Regions from separate parts of the Mus musculus genome. Here region 2 is linked to region 1. Evidence: chromatin loops called from intact Hi-C (ENCODE). Cell type or tissue: heart. All regions are shown on one strand. Each heading gives the region's core, and the rest is flanking DNA. Links, peaks and the distances in the headings are about the cores only.

What was found. A loop is a pair of places that touch in the nucleus more often than their neighbours do. Peaks named below come from ENCODE experiments on the same cell type or tissue, not always from the same donor. Only the 100,000 strongest peaks of a DNase experiment are listed, where the experiment ranks them.
Region 2: a loop joins it to region 1, with 2.1 times the contacts of the local background. A loop is called at or near these places in 1 of 42 quality-filtered maps.

Annotation. Positions count from the first base shown.
Region 1 is chr1:167,392,105-167,397,475 of GRCm38, forward strand. It overlaps Mgst3 (microsomal glutathione S-transferase 3), which reads right to left and starts at 1,737. Exons shown (of 6, transcript NM_025569.2): 1 at 1,647-1,737. In heart, for the core only: a CTCF peak has its summit at 2,312 (motif pointing left); DNase peaks (open chromatin) are centred at 707, 1,747 and 2,037; H3K4me3 peaks cover 2,651 bases; H3K27ac peaks cover 2,364 bases; H3K27me3 peaks cover 1,241 bases.
Region 2 is chr1:167,266,713-167,272,083 of GRCm38, forward strand. The region is part of intron 1 of Uck2 (uridine-cytidine kinase 2); the gene reads right to left. It overlaps Gm46170 (a long non-coding RNA gene), which reads left to right and starts at 150. Exons shown (of 2, transcript XR_001779530.1): 1 at 150-390; 2 at 705-822. In heart, for the core only: a CTCF peak has its summit at 3,217; a DNase peak (open chromatin) is centred at 3,479; H3K4me3 peaks cover 1,945 bases; H3K27ac peaks cover 3,727 bases.

The DNA.
Region 1 (5,371 bases), core at 60-5,059:
ATAAAGGAGTTCCTTTTCAGATTGTTTCCTCCGGAACTCTACACAAGCAGGAGGGAATCTAAGTGAGGGAAACTCTGCCCTTGTCCTTTAAACAAGGACTCAATAAATGGCCCAGGCTGGCCTTGAATTACCATTCTCCTGCCCCAGGCTCTCTGGTGCTAGGATTCCAGTTGCAGGCCTCTGCATCCAGCAAGATTTTGTTCCTTAGTCTAAGGAAGCCCCAGTAGTTCAGTTTCTATGGCTGGCCACACTATCCCTGTCATTTTATATATAGTAACACTGGTTAAAGGAAAAAAAAAAAAAGAATCACTTGACAGAGTTTTCTATTTCTGTAACATTGTGTCAGGAAGAAGCTGAGCAGAATGTACTTCCCAGGGTGAAAGCACATGTTTGGATTTCAGATGTTAGTTTTATTTAACTCCTTAGATAAATTTAGCTCCTGTGAGAATAAACAATTCTGGATCCCCTGACTCAAGACAGTATACTCTCATTATGGACACACTGAAAGAAAACACACCGGGTAACCCTGACTAATAACCTTGGCTGCTTCCGGGAAACTGCAGTCTGCAGGTGCCCTACAGATTCCCGCAGGGAAGCCCTGGTTTCTGCTACTACCTTAAAATCTGCAGCAGACCCTGCAAGGCCACACCTAAGCCACCAGTACAGGCAACAGAGCAGAGAGCTGGTTGCTCTCTGGGGCACCTCCTTTCCCTAGTTAAGGGATTCAAGTCCCAACCCGCAGCGCAGCGTTGCTTTCCTACCCATCCGACCATCTGTCTCTGCTTTTCCTCTACTTCCTTTTCCGCACTGACTTGTACCCTAGGCTACTTGCAGACTGGTGCCTCCCAAGCAAAGAATTAACAGAAACCACAACCTCGGGAGTGACTCAGTGTCTCTTACTCCCTTCCACCACCCTGCAGGTGCCCCACCCTGTGGTTCTGGGTCTCCCTGTAGCGACACAAGATAAGTAAAGGGACACTTGCGGACATGTGAGTATGGGATGAATTAATATCCCACTCACTCTTCCCAAGAAGTCTCTTGCTATGAGGACAGAAGTAAGAAAATGACCCATATTCAGGTATCAATGCAAATATTTCTACGAGGCGAGAGGAAAACAAATGCAATTCCCTCTGAGACCCTCTCGAAGGATCCTAGCAACAAGACATCCATAGCAGGCGCGGCGCTTGCACGCCACTTATGAAACCTGTGCTAGATCAGGTACGAATGGCCAGTTCCCACTGCAGAGTTCCGGGCTCCTTTCTCTGTATTAACAGCTGCAGTGAGTAAGGTCAGGTGGTCTCTTGAAGGCCGAAAGAGGGAGCCCCAGGTCTTTACACAATTGGAATTAAGGAGGGGGAGGAAAATAAGGAATTGAGGATGAGCTGACCTTGAGAACCTCCCTGAGTTAGAGATAGCGAGGTAGGGGCCTCCCCGAGAAGCTCCTAAGCTACACCATCGGGGGGAGCATGCAGGGAGGGCGGAGGGCAGAGTGGGTAGAAATGCAGAGCTCAAATCGACCGATAAAGAAGGGAGGTTGGAGACCCCAATTCCGTTCCAAGTGACTGAGATACCGGTTGTGCATGTGCAGGCATTCAGGTGTCCCAGTGAAGCTAAAGCTCCTGCAGCTCGCAGCTGCCAGCACTTACCTGGCTCACCTTCGTGCGCCTGGTACAGACCTGAGAAGCACAGCAGTGCCTAGGTGCGGCTCTAGCTGTCCCGCAGGACCCGCCCCACTCCGCCCCGCCCCGCGCGGCCACGCCCTCGGGACCGCCCCCGAGACCGCCTCTGACTTTGGCGGTTCTAGCTGTTTCTTAAACTAGACTGCATTTTTTCCCTGTGTCGGGTAGCCCGCATATCTACTTTTCCGGCTCCCCAGTGTATATATTTGCTCTACTCTCCAAGTATCTTTTCGTGACTACAGTATTAAATTGCTCCTAGAGATTTGTTCTGCTTGGTTGGAACAGAAGCGACAGTAACGCGTTAGTAATTTGTCCCCGGCAGGGCACTGTAACTCAGCTTGCTGCGCGTGCGCAGAAAGTAGAGCGTAGTTTATGGAGAGCTTGGGGTGGGTGGGGAAGGCGTGTGTCTCACTTTTGGACTCTCTTGGGGAGGGGGCGTTTGAAACTGTGGGAGTTCCCTTAGCCTGCGCCGTTGGCGCGTACCTCAGCTCTGCCTACACGGTGCACCGCACCCATTCTCTCTCCCCCAGCCCCACAGGCGGGCTCCTATGGCTTGGCTCGCCCAGGTATTTCTTCCCGGACCCCGGCACAAACTTAACAAAGAGCACAGGCGCACCCTCTTGTGCCACCTCGCGGCGGCCTCCAGGAGAGCCTTGGATAGGACCTACTAAGCAGAAGCAGACCTTGACTGCTAATTTCTATAAGTTCTGCTTTAAACCGGTCGCAGAAAGCACCGAAGCTATCTGCTACTTTTTTTTTTTTTTTTTTTTTTTGCCCCGCGTTTCTGAAATGCCCTAAGAAACTTAACATGCTACGACCTAAGAAACTAGGTCAGACAGTGCATACCTTTTAATGTCTCTCCCCTCCTTCCTCACAAACACCAGAGAATAAGTTTATTCTGTAGCCAAATATGAGTGACCATGGCCTGCAGTGGCCAACTGTAATTTCGTGAACTTCTAGTAACAGAACCAAAGAAATTCCTAAGTCAAGTTCCCTTTCTTGTACGTTGGGAACGGGTGGTGGTGGGGGCATCAGGTGTGCAGATTATAGCAAAGCCTGGAATAAGATCTCAGATATTGTCTGATGACATTCTTTGTCTTGAGTTCGTAGAGGCTAGTGGCAGGTTTGTACTCTCTGAAATGATTTGAGTGATAGGTCCGAGATAGCTGTTCAAATACATAAATGACTAGTAAGGATGTTAAAGCTAGCTTGATTGGCTGAAGGTTTCCACCCCTCCACAATCACCAAAATTTTAATCAGTACAATTTTTAAGATTTTCGGATCTTTAGCACAGCTTGCATACCCTTCCTTTCTTCCACCTGTCTTTCTCCCTCACAGCCCAGGTGTGCCTCAAGTTCATATTGCCATGTAGCTCACACTGGTCTTGAACTGATCCTCCTGCCTCCACCTTCCAACTCTTGGCATTATAGAGGTGCACTAGTGAGCCCATCCTCACGAGAATCTCTTCTTTGGGAGAATTTGCACTTCTAAGAAAGAGTGCCTGGGAGTCGAACAATCCCAAGCAGGAAAGCCTAGAATCAAGGAAGGGGCCAGGCTTGGCTTTCCTTTTTACTGGCTTGTCTTGCCTACACATCTGGAAGTACATCGGAGGCTCATGTAATCTTTATTCTTGCTGCTTCATCAGCTTCCAGTTGTTCTAATGCTTACCCTTAAGTACAAGAAAGGTTTCTACTTCAGGTTTCCTGGTGTGTTGGGTTTACAGGACTTGCTTTGACTGAACATTAAGGAAGCAAATAGGAAAAACCATTTCTACACTATTAAGGGGCCTCATTCCCCTCTTGCTTCTGGTCTGTATAAAAAAAGGCAGCCAAGGTGGTAGAACAGATGATCAGAAAGTCAGGATAATACTGGTGGCTGCTTTCACAGACCTTCCTGTCTGACCCTAAACAAGAATTGATCATGTAGGACCTTATTTCAAAAATCTTACAAGGCCAGAGGAAGTGTGGAATACCTTTTATCCCAGTTCTTGGGAGACAGAGGCAGATGGATCTTCATGAGTTTGAAGCCAGGCTGGTCTGCATAGGGAGTTCAGAACAGCCAGGACTATCTAGTGAGCAACTGTCTCAAACAGGTGTCCCTCAAGCCCCCCAGACCCAGCCAAACAACCAATCAGAAGCCAAAAAAATCCAACCAGACATCAATAAAACCACGAACCAAATCAACCAAAACTTTACAAAAGCAATGTTTGTCTTTTGTAGAAGCCTTGGGAAATACAGGAGAACCTCCCAAAAATTACTCATGTGTGTGTGCACACTCCGGTAGAATGGTGGTGTGGACACTATTTTCTTTTGTCCATTTTATAAATTGCAATCCATTTCCCCTTCATCGTCTGCAGTTCATTCTTCAACAGTATTTGGTGATGATTGCATACCACTTTATACAAATCTTTTGTTGGAGATAGGTTGTTTTGAGTTTTTCTATTACAAGGTACAACATTGTCAGCAAATCTGTATGTGTGCTTACAATGATTTGACTAAACTTCTTTAAAGAGAATTTCTGGGTCAGAGAATACATACTTATTCAAATCTCCTGATATCTATAAGCAGTGGGCATTTCTGGAAAGCAGTGAGCTATTTCTCCAGCACTGGGTATTGGGTGTGCTTTCCTCTATTTCTTAGTTGGAGTAAGACTGTTATCTTGAGGCACCATGAAGACCAAATGGAGCTACACACAAGAACCCTGTGTGCTTCTCCTCAGGTGAATGTATTTGTAGACCCCAGTAAAACAACAGGAATGAGATGTGCAGCATGTGGCCCAGAAGTTACTGTGTCCCTGCTTCACTCACCATCCATTCCTTCTCCACTTAACAATTTGGCTTCTGCTTCCAAACCTTCCTTTAGACGGCTCTAAAAGGTCACCACCCGCCTTGTAAACTCTCTACAGTATCTTAAGCATAGCTTTTCCCTGAGTCCTTGCTGTCTGCTCTTCATCTCTCTAATTCTTAAAATGTGTTCCAGATTCTCCAGAGTCCCGTCCCTTTTGTCTCCCCTTTTTTTGCATTCCTCCAGCCTACGAGTCACTTCATTGACTCTCCCTTGATGACTCGTTTGTTCCGTTGACTGTTTTAGTTGTAAAGTCCATATTTCCTTCAGTGGAAGTAGAACTTAGTATTGAAGTGACAAAGCCAGTCTCCCCTCCCCGAGCTTCCTGGGAGTGTGAACATGTATGTTTGGCTCTGAAAGTCAGGTGCTTGCTCCTAGGATTCTGAGCTTTAAGGAAATCAAGTGACCTGGTTAGTTTTTGTTATCGGCTTGATACCACCTGGAAAGAGGGAACTTCAGCTGAAGAATTGCCCCGTTGAACTTGGTCTGAGCCAAATCTTTGAGAGACAGTCTTGGTTGATGATGGCTGGCCTGGAAACTGCTGTGTAACTCTGGCTAACTTTGAATTCCTGATCTTTCTTCTGCATCCCAAGTGTTGGGTTGGAGTGCCAGCATACCTGGCTCTACTACACAAACACACATGCACAAGAAAGCACACACACACTCTTTTATTTAGCACCATTACATATAGCAATCAACAGTTTGTATAAAAAGAGAAGCTACATCAAAACCAGTGGTTAGATACTTTATACTTTTCATAGAACAGAACTAAAAAACCCATTACAAACTAGTCAGAAATACAATCCTTGGTTTATTTGTTTATTTGTTTGTTTTTTGTTATTTTGTTTT
Region 2 (5,371 bases), core at 285-5,284, 130 kb before region 1:
AACCAACCTGGAGACAGAATCAGATATGTAGTTTAAGACCACCCCAGGGGTTGGGGATTTAGCTCGGTGGTAGAGCAGGCCCTGGGTTTGGTCCTCAGCTCTGGGAAAAAAAAAAAAAAAAAAAAAAAAAAAAAAAAAAAAAAAAAAAAAAAAAAAGACCACCCCAGTTCCACTCTCCCGACCTTGGATGCTCAGCTCAAGCCCTGACCCATGTACAGCTTGTGCTTCTAACCCAGGGCTATAAAATGGGGTTTCCTTGTTCCCCACTTGGGACCACAAAACGAGGGATACTCTCCTATGTTCACCATTACAGACCATTTTCAACAGCCAGACAACAGCCAACAGCAGAGCACAAGTTGTATAGGAGGGGGCTTGGAGCATCTCTGTGGTGTATGGGAGGGGCTTGGAACATCCCTGTGGTATATGGGAGGGGGCTTGGAGCATCCCTGTGCTATGTGGGAGGGGGCTGGGAGCATCCCTGTGGTGTATGGGAGGGGGCTGGGAGCATCCCTGTGGTGTGTGGGAGGGGCTTGGAGCATCCCTGTGGTGTGTGGGAGGGGCTGGGAGCATCCCTGTGCTGTGTGTGTGTGTGTGTGTGTGTGTGTGTGCACACAAGCGTGCGCTCCTCTCCAGCAACTCTACTTGTTCAATTTTTCCAGCAGCCAGCTTGTGCCTTGTCTTGTAAGGTTTTTTGTTTCTTCCAGAGCATGACTGATTATGGCACTGGTCGTGATAATTAACTCTACCTCCTTTCCCATCCCTGGATGTCAAATAGGGGAGATCATGAAGAACTTGGCTTCAGATATGAATCAGCTCGTTTTCTGTTTTGTCTTGTTTGTGAGTCTTGACCCCTTGGGCATCAAATGACCCTCTCATGGATGGGTGTCACAGATACCCTGCATATCAGATATTTACACTGCAATTCATAACAGTAGCAAAATTGCGGTTATGAAGTAGCAACAGCAACGAAGACAATTTTATCATTGAAGGTCACCACGACGTGAACTGCATTAAAGGGTCCCAGCATTAGGAAGGTTGAGAATATGTAGATCTGGCTGGCCTAGGAACTCACAAAGATCTGCGTACCTCTGCTACAACTAAAGGCCTGTGCCACCACGCCTAGCCCACATTAATTCTTTAATGGGTTCACCATTTGATACAGTGCTGGGACCACAGAAAATACAGAAGGTATGACTGTGGGCAAGCATCAGTGGGCAGTATCTCTCATACACCAAGCCCTGGTTCCATCTTAAGCATCCCGAGAACTGTGACGTGATGGCTGAGCCTATAGCTGAGCACTAGGGGTGCATACTCAGCACTCAAGACAAGAAAATCAAGGTCTTCCCTCAGTCCTGGGCCAGACTGTGGGACACATGAGGCTATCTCAAGCCACCCCAGCCAGCCCCCCACATAAACTGGTGAGCTGACGCATGGGGCATGGCGGGGGGGGGGGGGGGGGGGGGGATCACACTTACTTTCAAGGCCAGCCTGAAACAGACGCAATGGTGTACAGGAAGGAGTGGGTACTGAGTAAGTAGGGTCAGGGCAGTGACCTTAGGGACCCAACTTGACCCCGACCCCGATCATTCCCTCCACTTCCTGGTCACCATGAAGCATGCAGCACTTCGTTCGGCACCAAGCTTCCTCTCGGCTGATGCTCCTGCTTTGCCACAGGCCCTGTAACAGACTCCAGTGGCCAAAGTAAATGCTTTTCTCAGTCAAGTTCCTGGTCACAGGGTGACACTAACGAACACAGGATTCTGTGGCACGAAGGGGGACAGGAGGTTGTTTGTGGCCAAAGATCTTTCAACACACTAGATAGAGACTTAGGAGCTCTGAACTGAGCATAGGGCAAACACACACTCCTTAAATCCCCCATTCTTAGTGTTTCAGGCTTCCACTTCTGCTTTTCGCTTGTGGGGTCTGTTGCTCGTTCTGAACCTAGTGTCACCTATGAGGGGGCTCAGTTGCCAGTCCTTGTGGGCACTCACTACATTGCCCCTAGCAAGCTTGTGCTAAGCACCCCAGACCAGAGTCAGGTTTTCTAGCCCTCCCCGCTCAGTTGGCTGGACAGGCTTCATTCAGATCCAGCACCACCACTCTCTGGGCTATGGGACTCGAGGCTGCTTACTGAACTCTATGAAAATGGGGAACCATTACAGCAACCGCTCTGAGGGCTGAGGGGTTATGGACTTAAGAGATGTTTCTCCTAGGAAGAAACAAGGTCAGAGCTGGAGAGATGGTGTGGTGGGTAAGGGCCCCTGCTGCCAAGGCTGGCTTGGGTTTGATCGCCAGGACCCATATGGTAGAAGGAAAGAACTTTCTGCTCCAAGTTGCCCTCTGATAACATTCATTCTGTGGCATGTGTGCAAGCAGGCATGCTCGGGCAAGCACACACAGGCACATAATTTTTAAAAAGCCATGAAGTTGTTTTATAAAGAAGAAAACAGAAAGGAATGGTGTAATAAATGTATTAGAGGTTGTTTAGGCTTCACTGGTGTGTTTAGGGATATTTCCTTGGTTCGTTGGGACAGGGTCTTACTCTGAGGCCTTAGCTGGCCTGGAGCTGCCTGTGTACACTGAACTCACACCAATCTGCCTCCCTCGTGTGTCCTAAGCCCTGGGATCCAGAGAATGAGCTCCAATGCCCGGCTAGAGGGCAAGTGTGCGCATGTGTGTTTTAAGTGGATTAAGAGAAGAAAACCGGACAGGATTGGGCCAGGGAAAGGTTGTTCCTCCTAATAAAGTCAAGGGCTGTGTCACACCTCAAAACTGCTGAGCGCCAACAACTTCCTGAAACTCAAACATCTGTCCAAGTGCTCAACAGAAGAGCTACAGTCTCTGCTGCAGAAGCAGGGTGCGTTTAAAGCTGGCTTTTCCAAGAACTGGCATGTGAAGACTGACTTCTCAGATCTCAAATTCTAAAGTTAGAATGGGGGGGCGGGGCGGGGCGGGGCGGGGCCGGGGGAGTGGGGGCGGGGTTCAGGCCGACTCCACGTAAGACACTGAGAGAAACCTGAATACACTCTTCTCTCTCAAGGGCCTGGGCACCTGCTACGCTGTACAGACATAAGAGCAGTGTCCTTAAACTGGAAAGATTAAATAGTACAGAAGAAGGAACACCTAGGACGGGAATCCCAATTCAGATTTAAGTGGAGTGGCAGACACACACACAAGGGAAGAGGAAAGCTTAAGAGGGCTTTAAGAGATGAAGTGCCCGACTGGGCAAGCAGGAGGCAGAATGCAGAGCAGAAGCAGCTCTGACATCACAGGTGGAGGAGAGCCGAGCTCTGGGCCCTGGAAGCAGTTAGCAATGAGGATGGGAAAGGACAGGTGTGACACGTGCTAAGAGCTAGCCCATTACAGCCTTGGAAATGCCAAGGCCAAGAGCGGAAACCCAGCCACAAAGAATGCCCAGGGAGTGACGAGCAGGATCAGAGCTGTATTTGTTTAAAGATCACTCCCGCAGCAATGTGGAGAATGTTCTGGAGGGGGTCCAGGCTGCTGGCTGGGAAGCCAGCCACTGGAGAGTCATGCTGTCTGGAAATGATGGAAGCCTGGCTAAGATTCCAAGAGAGATTCACAAGTGGAACGGAGGGGATGGGCAGCCTGGATGGACAGACTGACGGGGGGGGGGGGTGGGGGTGACAGCAGCAAGGTGTCTCTCCCGAGTAGCTGAAGGGAAGGTTGCAGGTGGGACTGGCAGGATTCCAGGTCTCACACACTGAGTGGAAATGCAGGGTGACAGCTGAGGACACGGGAAGGGGGCTCGGGACAAGTGATGACTGAGCAGACTCCAGAAGGGAGACGCGCAGTGAGCCAAGGAGCTTCAGAGGCGGGACCCAAGCCCAAGAAGAAAGAATACACAAAGCAACCGAGAGAACAATGGGAGGCAGGAAGCCAGCAGCAGCCTGAGGGCGGAGGTTGGGGCTGGGGTGGGGGTGCACAGTAGACCGGTGGTTCTCGATCAGTGGGTCTCGACCCCCCTGGGGGAGGTAGGGTGACTATTTCACAGGGGCTGACTATCAGATATCCTGCTTAACAGATATTTACACTACAACTCATAACAGTAGCAACAAACATAGTTTTAAGGTTGCGAGTCACCCCAACACCACCACAGTTTGCAGCACTGGGAAGGTTATGGGCCACTGCAGTAGACGCGTCCTAGAGGAAACAGCACAGTCACGTGATGCAGAAAGGTGAGCTCGGCAAGCAATGGCTTCACAGGATCCAGAGACTGGGGGGGAGGGGTGGCAGGGGAGGGTGATTACACTTAAATCCCGCAAGGAAGACTTCCCCATTAAACTCTCTCCAGCTCCTCTTGATCTGCCCAGAGCTTACTCACGTGGCACTCTCTGACACCTCAGAGATCCCCAGCGCACAGTCAACCTTCACATCACATTACCAACTGAGGAGTGCCTGGCTGAGAATGGAAGCGCCCTCTTCCTTCAGGAGTAAGACATAGTCAATGGTTCGGGGGTCATTACGGTTTGTGTTGTATGTATCAGGGTCTTGCTATATATTCCAAAGTATATCCCCCAATTAAGCCTGGCAGTGGTGGCACATGCCTTTGATCCCAGCTCTCCAAAGGGAGAGGCAGGAGGATTGAGCCAGGGCTATACAAAGGAACCCTGTCTGGGTGGAGAGGGAGGTATTCCCCAATAAAACAAATAAGTACTGGGAATATGTTTAACAATAGACTGATCAGAGAGGCTGTTCTGGCAGCACACACACTGTAGAACATGAAGGCAGGTAACAGGAGGGCGATTGTTCCCGGTTTAGACACCACTGTGTATACACTGGGGCCGGTGTTCTCACAAGCCAGACCTTATCTCCTTTTCACAGATGTAGGGATGAGGTCAAAAGAACCAGATTAAAAACAGGCCAAGACAGGCCAGGAACTGGAGCCTGACAGAGTACAAGGCCTATGTTCCCTGTCCCCAACTCACCTGAAAACACTTTTGCCACAAGCCTGCGAGGTCTCCACCCTAACTGGGCACAGTGACCGATGCCATAAAAGCTTCCATTGGATTACAATGGAAGACCTCAAATCTCACAGTGAACACAATCCCCTGGAAGGCCTGGTGGTGTCCTCAGTGCGGGTGCATCCATCTGGGGAAACAAAGGGTCAACCCAGCTGCAGTGCTCTGGGGACTGGGGACAGCAGACCAGGAAGGTCCTGCGGCTTGCTCTTCCTCCAGAATGGTGTTCATGCCTCCCTCATTCAAATAGGGCGTATTGCTCCATAATGTTCTGCTCTCAAATGTTGGCTTTCCCCACAGAAGCGACAGAGTAGGGGAAATGCAGTCGGTGGCTAATCAAAACACCATGTTTGACCTCCAGAGATCAATAAGTCGTGAGAGCTATGGCA